Linked DNA regions of Homo sapiens: all the other regions are linked to region 2. A link is an interaction called in ENCODE POLR2A ChIA-PET data of the cell type or tissue named here. Cell type or tissue: GM12878. All regions are shown on one strand. Links, peaks and the distances in the headings refer to the core of each region. The heading gives the core; the rest is flanking DNA. Region 1 overlaps MAN2A2 (mannosidase alpha class 2A member 2). Region 2 has its middle 41 kb from the start of NGRN. Region 3 overlaps IQGAP1 (IQ motif containing GTPase activating protein 1).

The links. ChIA-PET counts read pairs that join two places held together with the same protein. Peaks named below come from ENCODE experiments on the same cell type or tissue, not always from the same donor. Only the 100,000 strongest peaks of a DNase experiment are listed, where the experiment ranks them.
Region 1: POLR2A ChIA-PET joins it to region 2 with 6 read pairs; 1 of 35 experiments calls an interaction of 5 or more read pairs at or near these places.
Region 3: POLR2A ChIA-PET joins it to region 2 with 7 read pairs; 6 of 35 experiments call an interaction of 5 or more read pairs at or near these places.

Annotation. Positions count from the first base shown.
Region 1 is chr15:90,921,775-90,927,227 of GRCh38, reverse strand. It overlaps MAN2A2 (mannosidase alpha class 2A member 2), which reads right to left. Exons shown (of 23, transcript NM_006122.4): 23 at 4,649-5,453. Among named protein-coding and RNA genes, the nearest start is that of HDDC3, 8.0 kb to the left of the region's middle. In GM12878, for the core only: no CTCF peak of the experiment used is centred there; no DNase peak of the experiment used is centred there; H3K4me3 peaks cover 492 bases; H3K27ac peaks cover 2,384 bases.
Region 2 is chr15:90,304,138-90,309,590 of GRCh38, reverse strand. No RefSeq gene overlaps it. Among named protein-coding and RNA genes, the nearest start is that of NGRN, 41 kb to the right of the region's middle. RefSeq lists an enhancer at 2,997-3,046. In GM12878, for the core only: a CTCF peak has its summit at 2,902; a DNase peak (open chromatin) is centred at 2,870; H3K4me3 peaks cover 373 bases; H3K27ac peaks cover 1,243 bases.
Region 3 is chr15:90,477,704-90,483,156 of GRCh38, reverse strand. It overlaps IQGAP1 (IQ motif containing GTPase activating protein 1), which reads right to left. Exons shown (of 38, transcript NM_003870.4): 26 at 5,268-5,453; 27 at 1,057-1,197; 28 at 876-960. Among named protein-coding and RNA genes, the nearest start is that of CRTC3, 49 kb to the left of the region's middle. In GM12878, for the core only: a CTCF peak has its summit at 585 (motif pointing right); no DNase peak of the experiment used is centred there.

The DNA of each region.
Region 1 (5,453 bases), core at 236-5,235, 620 kb before region 2:
CCACCTCCCTGGTTTAAGCTATTCTTCTGCCTCAGCCTCCTGAGTAGCTTTGACTACAGGCGCATGCCACCAGCCCAGCTAATTTTTGTATTTTTAGTACAGACAGGGTTTTGCCATGTGGGCCAGGCCGATCTCAAACTCCTGACCTCAGGTGATCCACCCACCTTGGCCTCCCAAAGTGCTGGAATTACAGGCGTGAGCCACCGTGCCTGGCCTTTAGGTTTTATCTTACGTAATTTGCAATATATCTACACGAGGTTTTTTAAATTGTTTTAATTTTTTTGAGACGGAGTCGTGCTCTGTCGCTCAGGATGAAGTGCAGTGGCATGATCTTGGCTATTTGCAACCTCCATCTCCCAGGTTCAAGCGATTCTTCTGCCTCAGCCTTCCAAGTAGCTGGGATTACAGGCTATAGGCACACACCAGCATGCCCCGCTACATTTTGATTTTTCTGGTTTTTGGGTTTTTTTGTATTTTTAGTAGAGACAGGGTTTCACCACGTTGGCCAGGCTAGTCTCAAACTCCTGACCTCAAGTGATCTGCCCACGTTGGCCTCCCAAAGTACTGGGATTATAGACATGAGCCACTGCACCTGGCCTGTTTATTTATTTATTTGTTTGTTTGTTGTTGTTGTTGTTGTTTTGAGACGGAGTCTCACTCTGTCGCCCAGGCTGGAGTGCAGTGGCGCGATCTCGGCTCACTAAAACCTCTGCCTCCGGGTTCATGCCATTCTCCTGCCTCAGCCTCCCAAGTAGCTGAGACTACAGGCGCCCGCCACCATGCCCGGCTAATTTTTTGTACTTTTAGTAGAGACAAGGTTTCACCATGTTAGCCAGGATGGTCTCGATCTCCTGACCCCATGATCCGCCCGCCTCGGCCTCCCAAAGTGCTGGGATTACAGGGGTGAGCCACCGCGCCCAGCTATCTATTTTTTTTGAGATGGAGTCTTGCTCTGTCACCCAGGCTGGAGTGCAGTGGTGCGATCTCGGCTCACTGCAACCTCTGCCTCCTGGGTTCTCGCCATTCTCCTGCCTCAGCCTCCTGAGTAGCTGGGACTACAGGCGCCTGCCACCTGGCCCAGCTAATTTTTTTGTATTTTTTTAGTAGTGACGGGATCTCACCATGTTAGCCAGGATGGTCTCGATCTCCTGACCTCATGTTCCACCCGCCTCGGCCTCCCAAAGTGCTGGGATTACAGGCATGAGCCACCGCACCCGGCCTGGCCTTTTTTTTTAAATGTACCTTTCTTGGAACTTAATGAGCTCTTTGATTCTGAGATCTCACATCTTTCTTCAGTTCTGAAAAATTCACCGTCTTTGTTTTCTCATCCCTGTATTCTCACTAGTCTTTTTTTCTAAAACTGCTATGAAACATTATGCCAAAGCTTCTCAGTCTATCCTCCATCTGTCTTAGCTTCTTTTTTATATTTCTTTTATCACTGTGGTGCATTCTGGGTGATTCCTCAGTTGTTTTCCAGACCTGCTAAATTTTTATGTCATCTGCCTCCAGTCTAGGGCTTATACCATACATAGAGTATATTTCAATAATTGTATTTTTACATTTCCAGCATGTATAATTTGTAAAATCTTATTTGCTTCTTTTCAGTCAGTTTCTCATTGCAAGACTGAATATCTTTAGCTCTTTGGTGATTGCACATATATATTTTTTAAAGTATTTTTTTAGATTGCTTGCATGTCATCCTGTTTTTGTTTGCAACTTACATTTTTCCTGCCTGTGTACCTCTCAGAGTCTGGTTCTGGTCCCTTGACGTTCCTAGGTTACACTTGGTTACCTGTCCCACGTGGACTTTGAAGTCCCAGCACCTACCATCCTGAACTAGTCTCTACTTCTCTCAAGCTGTATAGCCTCAGCCTCTGCTAATGGCTGTATTATTCTCTCCATTCTTTGTCAAAGAAGATTTCCTTTATTTTGAGTTTGACAGTTTTTGCTTTCTTTTTTTTTTTTTTTTTTTTTTTTTTGAGATGGAGTCTTGCTCTGTTGCCCAGGCTGGAGTGCAATGGCAAGATCTCAGCTCACTGCAACCTCTGCCTCCTGGGTTCAAGTGATTCTCGTGCCTCAGCCTCCCAAGTAGCTGGGATTACAGGCGCCCACCACCACACCCGGCTAATTTTTGTATTTTTTAGTAGAGATGGGGTTTCGCCATGGTGGTCTGGCTGGTCTGGAACTCCTGACCTCAGGTGATCTGCCTGCCTCGGCCTCCCAAAGTGCTGGGCTGTGCCCGGCCTGTTTTTACATTTTTAGTATTTATTTAGCAATCTCTGGCATTAGGAGTTGAGAGGGCAGAATTATAGGTGTGCTTGCGCCTCTAGTTGGAATGCAAGTCTCTAGGTATGTTAGTCTGTGCTGTTATGACAAAAATACCTGAGACTGGGTAATTTATAAAGAACAGAAATTCGTTTTCTCACAGTTCTAGAAGCAGGAAGTCCAAGATGAAGGTGCTGGCAGGTTCGGTGTCTAGCGAGGGCTGCTTTTTGCTTCCAAGGTGGTCACTGCATCCTCACACAGTAAAAAAGGCAGGCTGTGTGAAGCCTCTTTCATTAGGGCCTTAATCCTATTCACGAGGGAGAAGCTCTCATGACCTAATCACCTTCTAAAGGCCCCACCTCTTAATATGCTGCATTGGAGGTTAAGTTTCAGTATGAATTTGAGAGGGACACAAATATTCAAACTTGCGGGAGGCATGCTGACTGGGAAACCCCAGTCCTTCCTACTCCACTGAGGGGCCTTCTCTAGGTCTCCACACTCAATGCTGTGTCTCAAATCTTCAACTCTGTCACATTCAGAATGACAGAGTCCGCATCTCCAACCCCACTTTGGTTTCCTGTGCCCAGACTACCTAACTACATGGATTTTTAGTTCAGGTTTATTCTCAACTAGGGAGGTCCAAAGTCAGGAGCCAGAATGTCAGGAGTCAGGAGCCAACTGCAGACCCAGCTGGTCCTGGGTACTGTTACCATCTGAATTGATTTCTCACTGACCCTAAGTAAAATTGAGGGTTGTTGCGAAGGATCTGGTCTCTGTCTTATCTCTTCTCACTATGAGAATGAGAATGAGAATGAGCCCTTGAAGTGTTTGTCCTTCACACACTTTTTTGTTAGGGAAGAACAAAGATTTTGTTCAGAGATCTCTATTGTGGATGGTAAGCCTCATTCCCACCATCCTAGACTGATTTTCCCCCTCCGTGAGTGCACAGATGCCCCAGTGACAGAGCAAGGTAAGCAAGTCAGGTTCAGGTCAAATTAAAGATGCTGCTCTCTCTGCACAAGTGGTCGAGGTTTTATGTTTTACCTACCCTGAGGCAAGCCATATGAGGACACTGTCTGGGCTGGCTCGCCCTGCATGGGAGGACCAGCTCTTAAGTGGTTCAACTGGAGCCTTTCTCTCTGTGGTTCCAACTGGCCATACAGCCCTTCCTTCTTCATGAAAGCTGGATGGTTCCAAGTAAATGTAGGAATAGAATCCGATCCGTCTCCAGTGGTTGAAATGGCTTCTGTCATGTCCTGGTTCATTTTGATGGTAACCCTCAGAACTGTGAGGCTGGCCGGGCGCAGTGGCTCACGCCTGTAATCCCAGCACTTTGGGAGGCCGAGACAGGCGGATCACTTGAGGTCAGGAGTTCAAGACCAGTCTGGCCAACATGGTGAAAACCTGTCTCTACTAAAAATACAAAAATTAGCCAGGCATGGTGGTGCACGCCTATAGTCCCAGCTACTTGGGAGGCTGAGGCATGAGAATTGCTTGAACCCAGGAGGCGGAGGTTGCAGTGAGCCGAGATTGTGCCACTGCACTCTATCCTGGGCAACAAGGCAAGACTCTGTCTCAAAAAAAAAAAAAACAAACAAACAAACCGTGAGGCCTCAGTACCACAGCTCTGTGGTAAAGGGTTGCTGCTTGCTTTAAAAGTTGGGCCATTTCCAAATTATGCATGCACAAGAATCACCTGGGAGCTTGTTAAAAATGCAAATTATTTGGCCTCTACTCCCAGAAACCAGTTCAAAGGTTGTACCCAGGAATCTGCCTTTATCCCCCTGTGCACTGAAGTCAGCTTTTGTTTCTTGCTCCTATCTCCTATGACACAGCAGTCTCAGGGCAGCTGTGGCTCTGCCCTACGCATCTGCACTGCAGCCTCCAGGCTGAAGAAGCCCTAGTCAGAACAGAAACCTGTACTTTCAATGGCAGTTCTGGTGATTCTGAATCACACCTTGAGCCATGCTGCCTTAAGTCATTTTATGTTTTTTTTTTTTGTTTTTTTGTTTTTGAGACAGAGTCTCGCTCTGTCACCCAGGCTGGAGTACAATGGCGCAATCTTGGCTCACAGCAACCTCTGCCTCCTAGGTTCAAGTGATTCTCCTGCCTCAGCCTACCGAGTAGCTGGGATTACAGGCACACACCACCACGCCCGGCTCATTTTTGTATTTTTTTGGTAGAGATGGGGTTTCGCCATGTTGTCCAGGCTGGTCTCCAACTCCTGAGCTCAGGTGGTCCACCCACCTTGGCCTCCCAAGGTGCTGGGATTACAGTCATGAGCCACCGTGCCCGGACTGCCTTAAGTCATTTTAAAGGCTTAAGTAAATAGAATTCAGCATTCGTTTCTGTCAGACAAATAATTTCATTGCACATCTAAGACTTCCAAAGATAATATCCTTTATTCTGCTCATTTTCTAGGCGTTCACAGATTCCCCTCCTATTGTTTGATTACAAATTCTACTAGCAAATGACACCTGCCACAGTGGAACTGCTTAGCATCCTTTACTAGTAGGATTATAGCTCACATTTGTGGAGCTCTCGTATATACCAGGCACCATGCTAAGCAGTTCACATTGATAATCCTATTTCTTCTGCTATGATATAAATGGGGTTCCACTGTGTGGCCTAATACGGGCAGCAACAACTCTGATGACCTGGAAGAACTCAGCCCTCTCACTCTTGTCTTTAGGTGGCAGCTTGGCAGGCCCCAGTGACTTTCTCTAAGGACCCTGAAGCAAGCTTTTCTCCTAAAGTAATTGTACTCGTTGATTTTTTTATGTGCTGCAAATATTTTCTTCCATATCTGTCATTTGTGTTTTAACCTTGATGTTTTCCATCACACAGAGACTTTCGATATTTTTTGGTTGCGAAATCTGCTTATCTTTTCCCTTATTATATCTTTTAAGTCTCATGTTAAAGTTTAGAAAAGACCGTCCCACACCAGAGGTATAAAAATTTTTGAGTAATTTTGTGGTATATCTTCCCTCTGGAACTAATTTGTATGGACACTGTGAGGTAGAGATCTAACTTAGTGGTTTTTTTTTTGGCTGTGTCACCCAGGCTGGAGTGCAGTGGCATGGTGGCATGATCTAAGCTCACTGCAACCTCCGCCTCCCAGGTTGATGTGATTCTCCTGCCTCAGCCTCCTAAGTAACTGGGATTACAGGCGCGCGCCACCATTCCTG
Region 2 (5,453 bases), core at 242-5,241:
ATTTAGTGAATCTTAGCCCGTATTAAAAAAATAGACTTTTGAATTAGTCTACATTTTAAGAGTAAGTAGTGTTTTATAAGGCTTCTGTTTCAGTCCTGTAGGTGTATGTGTGTGTATGTGCGTGCATGTGCACGTGTGTGCGTTGGGTGTACACTTCTTGCTGTGGTTATTTATCAGAAAGGCTTAAAGGCCCTGCTGTTGCGAGCATTCATGAATGCCTCTGAGGAGTTAATGAAAAGGTAGCTGGGAATGTTCCCTGATCTTGTGCACCCACAGGGACCACGAATGCCTGCACGTGCGGGATTTATAATCAGGGCCAGTGCTTCACAGGGCTAGAATTAGATATTGAGTCAAATCATGAATGCATGCCACTTTAAAGCAGATGACACCTGGGTATAATTTGGAAGATGAACAGTCAGCTAGGGAGTTGGGCTAGATAGAGCCATTCAGACCAAGTAATTGCAAGAGTGATAAGAGAGTAGGGAATGGCAGGCCCTTAGAACTACTGTGGCCTAACTGCTACCTCACTGTCTTTAGGTACATTGGGAAATAATTTCTCCTACTTCTTATGGACAGTAATTATTTATTACTCCTTTTAAGAATAATTTGAGACACACACATATATATATATTGTTTATATATGTGTGTAAATACATATATGTGTAAATATATATATTTATCTTATGTATCTTAAAAGGAGTAATAATGATAAATAATTATATGTATTTAATTATAAATAATTATCTATAATTAAATAAGTAAATATAATTATAAATAATTGCAATAAATATAATAAACACAATTATATAATATTAATATATTAATAATACTAATAATATATAAGTATATATAATAATTATAATCAATAAATATAATAAATAATAATTATTATTCCTTTTAAAATAGATAAATATATGTATAGATATACATATATAGATATACATCTATATATATATACTTATCTCCAAAATATTAATAAATAGCAGCAGCAGCAATTCCCATGGTTATTGTCTACTGGCTGTCAGGCACCCTATTAGGGGCTCTCCTGCATTATCTTTCATCTTCTCAAACATCTTACAAGGTTGTTCTTGTGGAAGTTTTACACATCAAAGGACAGCGGGTATTGGTTTTGGGGAGTTAAAGGGAAAGATAAGCGGGTGGTCCAAGCACAAGGCTCGTGGGATTCCATGAACTTGGTGACTTGAACCCTCTGTAGCTCTGCAGGTTCAGACACCCACTTTTGTCAACAAGCTGAGAGCTGGTATCTCGGATACGGGTCATGTCATCCAGTGGAGGTGTGGACAACCAGAATGCCTCCTGATTAACCTATGATGACAATAACTGTGACACAGCCTGGACCACTGGAGCCAACCTGACCAGCCCATGTGAACTCATAACCCAGTTAGAATTTTGCCTGGTGAATGTTGATGTAGAAAGGGGGATGGGAGGTGACTATAAAGGTTTAATGTTATCTAGTAAGAATGGCTTGAAGTGAGGCTTACCAATCTTTACCTTTTACCTACATAGTTTCTTGATGAGAAGGAGACCAGACCCAGGGAACTTTCTGGAGATGAGTGTGGTAGGCTGTGCCCCCCAAGCTCCAGCGCTCAGAGCTAGAGACTTCAACTTGGGGTTGAGCCAAAGTACTGGCCTTTGATACCTCACCTAGACTGAAGAGAGGGCAGGGCCAACGTGACTTGCCTGCCTGGATGCACTGTGAGAAGCTGGAGCAGAAGGAAAGCAAAAGGAAGCCAGCTGAGGAGCTGGGGTGCAAGGGCCCTGAGACTGGGCAGGCCAATCAAAGAAGGCAAAAAAGTGTGCCATGCACAAGCAGTGCCCCAACTCCATAATCAACCCCTTCTGACATGTGAGGCCACATGGGTGATATGCTGTCTTGAGTCAGATTAGCTACTCTTATCCTGGGGAGAGAAGAATGAAAGGAGGGAAAGCGAGAGAGTACGTGTCCATCCAAGTGTTCCCTAAAATGGTCTGCAAGTCAGATGGGGAGAAGTTCCCTCATCTATGAGCCTGAGATGGGAATATGGGAAAAAGAATAACAGCGTCTACAAAAACGGCAGGCACTGCTCTTGGCCAGGATACTGGATATCTTTGACGAAGATGCATTTTTTTCTTCTGAGCTGTTCTTAGATGGACCCTGTCAGCCTGCTCTGGAACCCCAAAAAGGCAGGAGTAGAATTTGTTCATGCCCTTAGCACAGTGCTTAGCAGACTCTCAATATATATACAGAATACATGCATTTACTTCTCTCTCCTTTTTCTTCTTTCATGGAATCAAACTCTACCTTAAATTGACTATTATTCCTTTAGCTGTGTTATTATCCTCAATCAGATTGTTCAACATGTTCAACAAGTCAGAATGTTCAACATGATGACTTTGCACATCTCTGCTCCATACAATATGTATTGATCTTGTTGTTTAGCTCTTGGAGGACCATCTCATTTTCCCTCTTATACCAAGTTCTTTAGAAGTGCATTTCCCTGTAGCTGTCAAGAGCTTACTCTCTCATTCCCATTCCACAGTCATTTATGAGCGGAGCCAACGTTAAGATCCAAGGTCACGGGAAGAAAATGTTATTGGATAGACTGAACAACCCCTGTTAGACGTTAGCGTTTCACAGAACTCATCAGAGAAACCCAAGTTTTCACCAAACACTGCATTGATTTCCGCCTCCCACAGCAATTGGTTATTTTGCCCAAGAGAGGAAACTGTTTCCATTTCACACATGGTAAAGGACACCTCCTGATAATTTCCCTTTGGGGCCAGGAATTTAATCTTACTACTGGGTTAATGCTTTTACTTGGGTGGCTTTTTAACCTCAATAAGTGAGCTGTACTTCCTCCCACCATCACTTTCATAATTGCTGTGAAAAGAGGCCCTCGTGTGGGTTGCTGCAGAGACAGCCTGGGGAAAGCCGGTGAAGTTAAATGCGCTGCTTGAAAGCAGAGACACCCACTTCTAGCCCCTCCAGCCCGAGCAAGCCGTTAGATTTGGACCCTAGCAGGGACAAGGTCAATTTCTCTTTGCTTTTTTTCTTCCATTTCCTGTTCTTCCACTTCTTCTATTGCCTTCTCACAGCTATTCCAGGCTCTCTCCTTCTTTTTCTCTTCTCTTTTCGTGTTTTCAAACAACAGGATAACTTTCAAAGCCTTTCCTTTCTTTTTTCACTCTACCCACAACCCCTTGGCTGTTCAAATGCCTAAGTTCACCCTTCAGCTAAAGAGACAGTGCAACTTTTATAGTCAAGAATGTAGGCCAAGAAGCCAGACTTCCTGGGGCTGAATCCAATTTGCCAGGGAGACTTATGGAATCTCTCAGGTCCTCGGTTTCTGCATCTGTCAAGTGGGAATGATACTAATAGTTCTTATCCCAGAAGATTATTATGTGAGTCAAATCAGTTCATATGTGTAAAGTGCTTAGAAAGGTTACGTAACAGACTTAAGAGCATTTGCTGAGAAACAACCACCACAACAACACATCACAAGTGGGTAAGGATGAACAGAAAGTGCAAACGGCCTTAGAACAGAGATCATATTCCACCCTTTGTCCCTCTGATTGAGGAGAGGGGATTGCCTGCATCTGTATTTCTTCCCCTAGCATATCCATATATTCTAGAACTCTGGATATGTTCTTTGTGTAAGGTGAACTTAGTTCAGAAATATTTTCTCAGCTTTTACTCTCTTTTTACAGAGTAAGACTTGATCTCTTTTGTGAAGAGCTATTTCTGGCTAGCTTCAAACTACCATTTCAATTAGTGGCCATTGTTTATGCCCATGATGTATAAGCTGAACTGCCCCTGCATTCTTTATTATTTTTTTTGAGATGGAGTCTTGCTCTGTCGCCCAGGCTGAAGTGCAGTGGCACGATCTCGGCTCACTGCAGCCTCCGCCTCCTGGGTTCAAGAGATTCTCCTGCCTCAGCCTACCGAGTAGTTGGGATTATAGGCACCCGACACCAGGCCCAGCTAATTTTTTTTGTATTTTTAGTAGAGACGGGGCTTTGCGACGTTGGCCAGGCTGGTCTCAAACTCACGACCTCATGATCCACCAGCCTTGGCCTCCCAAAGTGCTGGGATTATAGGCGTGAGCCATCGCTCCTGGCCTGCCCCTGCATTCTATAATCCAGTCCCAAGGAAGGGGAGAAAAATGCCAGGAGAGCGTGGGGAAGAAAAAAGCAATCATCGCCCACCCACCAGAAAATCTCCCTGCTCTCATATTTACTCTTTAATGACAGAACTGGATTTATGTACACACTTAGCTAATGACATGTTTACATGTCTTGTCTCCTCTTGATCCTAAGGTAGTGTCTATTCCCTGCCTATGTCTTCTTGGTGCTCAGAACAGTGCTACATTTACCTATGGGTAGAAAATACAATTTGCTGACAAACTATAAACCAATAGAAATAGACCATGTATGAGACTAGTATTAAAGGTTTTAAAAATAGTCTGTTTTAAAAATACAGTCTGTCAAATTTATAAGCTTTAAATGACCAAAATTAAAGGAAAGAGTTAAAGAAAATGAGAGTGGTTTCTATTTTTTGAATCACATTTTCTGCTTTCATTGCCATATGCCTATAAAAGGAATTAGATATATAGTGGGTGTGAAGCACTTATGTAAGTTGTGTATATATATATATATGGTAGATTTATGTGTGTGAGGTATGTGTGTGTGTATTATGTGTGTGAATTAAGCTGTCAAGTCAGCACACACAAGGAGAAAATCATGTACAGAAGTGCTTCAGAAAATTGCGTATTATCACTTGAGGCTCCATACTTAGAAGCCCAAACACTAAGATTTAGCTTCTTTTGTTTCTATTTACATTCTCTCTGTCATCTCATTCTCTTTGGACCCCTGGAGGCTAGAGTCTAGTTTGAAAGGGAGGATACATGCAACAGGGTAAAAAATGTTTTCTTTACTTGTTTGTGCACTAAGATTTATGAAAATTAAATTCTTTAAAAATGCAACTTCACAGTGTGTGTGTATGTCTGTGGTGCGTGTGTATATATATACATTTGTTTGTTTGTTTGTTTGTTTTGTTTTGTTTTGGGATGAGTTTGGCTCTGTTGCCCAGGATGGGGTGCCTTGGTATGATCTCGGCTCATTGCAACCTCTGTCTCCGGGGTTCAAGTGATTCTCCCACCTCAGCCTCTGGAGTAGCTGGGATTACAGGGGCAAACCACCATGCCTGGCTAATTTTTGTATTTTTAGTAGAGGCGGGGTTTTGCCGTGTTGGCCAGGCTGGTCTCGAACTCCTGACCTCAAGTGATCTGTCTGCCTCAGCCCCTCAAAGTGCTGGGATTACAGCCGAGAGCCACCATGCCCGGCCCGTCTGTAGTATATTATAATCTATACACTTTGATTTTTATTATTTCACATAACTTTTACAACAAATCTGTAAAACACATTTTCCATTTACAGATCAGGAAACTAAGAGC
Region 3 (5,453 bases), core at 190-5,189, 170 kb before region 2:
GGAAAACAATGAGAACAGAACTGAAAACTACTGCCAGTAGTTAATGAAAGAGCAGATTCAGAAGGTAAAAATGACACACTTAAAGTCTGTTATTAAGTATTTCAGGGCATCTTTTGTTCACATATCATGGTAGCAAATAAGGCTGCTGTCACCCACATGCACTTTGTACTTTCATGTAGATGGGCTTTCCTTATAAAAAGCTAACAAACATAGCTAAATTCCTTAACATGACCCAATCAGCATAGAGTAACCCCACCTCCCAACATTCTCATGCTGCAGACTTCAAAGGCCAAGTTCATGCCTCTGAAATTAAATTCACTTAACACACATCTCTTCCACAGAAGAATTCAGGGGCAGTCACAGCATTTCCCCTAGAGTTTCATTCAGAAGAAATAAAATTAATTCACCTGAACAGAAAGTCTAGAATCGAGGCCTCACTGTAGGAAAGCACAGAACTAGGAGAGAGAAGAAAAAAGCATTCAGATTAAAAAAAAAAAGAAAAGAGAAGAGCATAGCTGAGTAAGAAAGAGTTATCAGCAACAGCCTTAGCAGAAACAACTGTGCCTGCTACTATTCGCCAGGTCACCAGCAGAGGGAACAATACTACAGCGAAAAGATAGGACTCAAAGAAACTCATCTGAAAACAGGAAAAATCCATCTTTCTACTTGTTTGATGTTTGTGTGCCAAACTATAGGAAGTGTTTCATCCTAAGAGAGGTACCATTTACCAATTACAATTGCTTTCAAAAGCTCACAATCAATGGTAAGCTACTGCCAGAACCTACACTTAGGCAGTTAGTAATGATCTATGGTCAGCCCTGGTTTTATTGCTTTGTCCTCAAAGGGCAGGAGTCTGCCGGCTATGAGATTCTTACCTTCAGCAGCTCATCCTCACCAGCATCAGGGAACTTCTCATGCAACGAGTCCTTCAGCACTTTGGCAATGAAGCGCATCCCATAACTGCGGGATGGACAAAACTTAGTGAGAAGGGCCAAGGAGCAGAAAGGCACTTAGTGCTGGGTTCTACTGGGGGTCATGACAACTGATGGCACTCACGGGATTTTGTCCACAGAGCTGACAATGGCTGAGAGAAACTTGTCTGTCACAGCCCGCATGTTCCTGATGGAGCTGTCTAGCCGTGTCTTCACTTCTTCATGAGCTAGCGCCTGCTCAGGGGTCACATCATAGGGCAGTTTGCTGGGAAGACAGAAATTATACCCAACTATGTTAGACTAACAGCCAGGAACAGCCTGAAGCAAGTGTCTTATCTTTCATAAACTATAAGACCCAGAAATATTAGATAGCTTAAGCTCATCCTCACGGGGCTGGTAAGTGATAAGTCTAGAATCTGAACGCAGGTTTTTAACTGTGAATCAGGTGCCTGAATTGTGTGCCAGGCACAATAACAGGCACTTGGGAATAAAAGTTATACAAGACATGACACCTTCTCTTCAGTCTTTTACAGTCTGGTGGGAGCGACACACAAACAGATGATTATAAACCTATTGTGCTGTAAATCAGTTCACCAAAAGTGCCACAGGACCATAGGGAAAGGGCTTCAACTCAGAATGGAAAAAGCAAGGAAAGCTTCCAAAACGAAGGGATGCTTGAACTCAGGAAAAAAGGAGAGGAAGAGTCTTCTAGGAAGGAAGGGGAGACAGGAGAAATGACAGTGGAAAAGCAGACAGGGAGCAGGCCATGACAGACCCCGTATATGATACTGACAAATCTGGACTTTGTTAGAAACCAGAAGGAGGTCTTCAAGGATAGGAGTGCTATGCCAGGCACAGCAGCACATGCTAGCATTCCCAGCTACTAGGAAGGCTGAGGTGGGAGGACTGCTTGAGCAAGACCTTGTCTTAAAAAAAAAAAAAAAAAAAAAAAAAAGAGGCAGAGAGAGCTTTGGTACACACAGAAGGGGAAGAGAAGGCAATGTGACCACAAAGGCAGAGGCTGGAACCACACAGCCACAAGTTGAGGGATGTCAACAGTCACCACAAGCTCTAAGAGTCAAGAAACAGAGTTTCCACTAGAGCCTCTGCAGGGAGCGTGGCTCTTCCAGCACCTCGACTTCATGATAATGGTTTCAAATTTCTGGCCTCCACAATTGTGAGACCATGACTTTCGGTTGTTTTAAGCCACCCAATTTGAGGTGATTTGTTATGGCAGCCTTAGAAAATACAAGTAGAGGCCGGGTGTGGTGGCTCACGCCTGTCATCCTAGCACTTTGGGAGGCCGAGGCGGGTGGATCACCTGAGGTCAGGAGTTTGAGACCAGCCTGGCCAACATGGAGAAACCCCATCTTTACTATAAATACAAAAATTAGCCAGGCGTGTGGCGCATGCCTGTAATCCCAGCTATTCGGGAGGCTGAGGCAGCAGAATCGCTTGAACCAGGGAGGCAGAGGTTGCAGTGAGCTGAGATTACACCATTGCACTCCAGCCTGACCAACAGAACGAGACTCTGTCTCAACCACAACAACAAAAAGAAAAATACAAGTAGATAGGGATACCCCTCTTCATTTGTCATAGCATGGCTAAATTAAAATTGGTAGACTATGAACACAAAAATTCTGCAAAAATCAACAGAAACATTCTATGAGAAATAAATAAATACATGGAACTTAACAATAAAGAATATTGTATATTTTATTATTTATATGAGTTTTAAAAGTAGTAACCAGCAAGGGAATCAATATGCTAAAAAACGTTGGTGATAGAACAGAACATTAACTTTGAGATTTTAGGAAAGAACATTCCCAAGAGGTGACAAGATTCCAGTTTGCTACGTGTATGGTGGCTGAAGTAAAAGAAGAAAGCTAAGGGACCTGTGATGCTTACCTGCAGGACAGATCCCCACCACACCACCATCCCTCACAGTCACTGGTATCTTAAAAAGAGTTCAAATCAATTTCCTTTTTTTTTTTTTTTTTTTTTAAGATATGGGGTCTACATTGCCCAGGCAGTGCTCAAACTCCTGGGCTCAAGCGATCTTCCTGTCTTGGCCTCCTGAGCAACTGGGACTACTGGTGCATGCCACCATGCCTGGCTCAATTTCCATTTTATGAAAGGCAAAATAAGACACCAGTTTCTTATAGGTACCCACAAGAAAACCAATCCTGAAATGTCCAGCGGGCTTTGGATCTGAAAATGACTGACTCATGGACCATCAGAGGAAATAACTGAGAAGCCCGGAGCCAGTGTACATGGGGCTATCGGCAAGGAATGCCCTGGGTTGCAGGCAAAACTTCCCAGACAAGTATTGCACTTGGCTGACCACATTCCTGGATGTGGGCCTCAGGTATGCAGGCAAAAAAATTAAAAAGACTTTTGCAATGATCTGAGTCCTGATAACAGACCTACATGGTACTGAGAACCAATCAGATGCCAAATGATTCCTAATAAGGAAACGCCCCTTCTTTCTTTTTTTGTCAACCAGGATGGAGTGCAGTGGCGCCATCAAGGCACACTGCAGCCTCAACCTCCCATGCTCAACCTATCCTCCTGCCTCAGCCTCTGGAATAGCTGGAACTACAGGTGTGCACAACCACACCCAGCTAATTTTTTTTTTTTTTTTTTTTAAGTAGGGACAAGGTATCCCTATGTTACCCAGGCTGGTCTCAAACTCCTGAGCTCAAGCAATCCTCCCACCTCAGCCTCCCAAAGAGCTGGGATTACAGTCGTGAGCTACCATGGCTGGTGAGATAAGCCCTTTCAAGGAGTCAGCAGAATGTTCCGTTCTCCACCCAGCGTAAAACTCCCTGTTTGCCTGGCATCCGGGTACATGGAAAGTAGAATGAAGAATAGTGTTATTCAAAGTGTGGACCAGTGCCAGTCTACAAACTGATCAAAGACAAGATAAAGACAATGAGTCAGAATGTAAATCAATACATTACTTCCTTCATTAAGAAAATCTTGCTATGAAAAAAAAAGTATCAGTTAAACTAAACAGTGTGCACAGATGATTTTCCATTACTGGTGTGCAAACCACACTTTGAATAGCAATGGTGTGGACAGCTGCTACTCCACCTATGCCCAGAGAGCTTCATGCATGATCTAACTCTACTCCACAACAAGAAAAAACCACAACAGACCATGCTGCTCACACCTCCATCTCCCACCCCTCTGGGTCCTCACCCAAGACAAATAAAACCAGAAACGTTTTGGCATTCTGAACTCCCTTTTCCCAGCATTACCAATATTTGATTGGCACACTTTTGCTTTAGATAAATGAATGTTGGTGGTTACGCTATGGCCCTAGCTCAGCTATCTCCTGTAATACGTTAATTTAATTAGCCCAACTCACGATATTTCAGGGAAGCTCACTCCACACCGTTTTCTTTTTCCTTTAATGAAACACAGTGATCTCACCCAATCTATATGAACCTTCTCATTCAACTGTATCCCTAGTTATGCCAGGGTCCATTTAAGTCCTACACCCTCCAGCTTAGAGTGTTCAGACATAAACACTCTGCACCTAGCTCTTAGTAAGGCTGGGTTCATCTTAGCTTTAGGGCCTCAGCTAAATGAAATTTTATCTTCCGGGATAGGCTTTCCCTAACCACCTTATGTTAGCTCCCTCTTATAAAGTCTCCATTAAAGAACCGTACATAAAACTTCATAAAACTTTCTTCAATGTTTAATTATGCTTTTATTTTTATGTACCTGGTTGGTGTCTCTTCCACCCAATGAACTATGAAGAGAGGGCAGGAAGCATGTCTGTTTCACTCATTATTGCATTACTGTACACATCTCTAACACAATGCCTGGCACATAGTTAATACTCAATAAATATTTGCTAAATAAGTGAATTTATTACTAGGTCAACAACTTAGAAAGCACAGTTTTCTAAAGAAAAACTATTTGAGGCTGGGTGTGGTGGCTCACAGCTGTAATCACAGCACTTTGGGAGGCCGAGGCAGATGGATTGCCTGAGGTCAGGAGTTCGAGACCAGTCTGGCCAACATGGTGAAACCCAGTCTTACTAAAAATACAAAAATCAGACAGGTGTGGTAGCGTGCAACTGTAATCCCAGCTACTCGGGAGGCTGGGGCATGAGAATTGCTTAGACCTGGGAGGTGGAGGCTGCAGTGAGCTGAGATTATGCCACTGTACTCCAGCCTGGACGACAAGAGTGAAACTCTGTCTAAAAAAAGAAAAGAAAAGAAAAACTATTTGAACTAATATTAGTTTATAAATAAAGAGAGGGGAAAAAAGAGGGAAAGACTATAACAACATGAAAGAAAAGTGTCATTATGGTTAACATACCTTGCCTCTCCTGTCTGAGACTCCATCTGATTAACCCAAGATTTGTAAATATCCACAGGGTCAGTTTTGATGTTGAGAGATTTGTCATCCATAATTTCCTTCACGACTGGGGCCAAGATCTGTCTCAGGGCATTCTGGCCACGGGCACCACGGTTGAAACTTACAACCATTTTAATAACCGTAGGA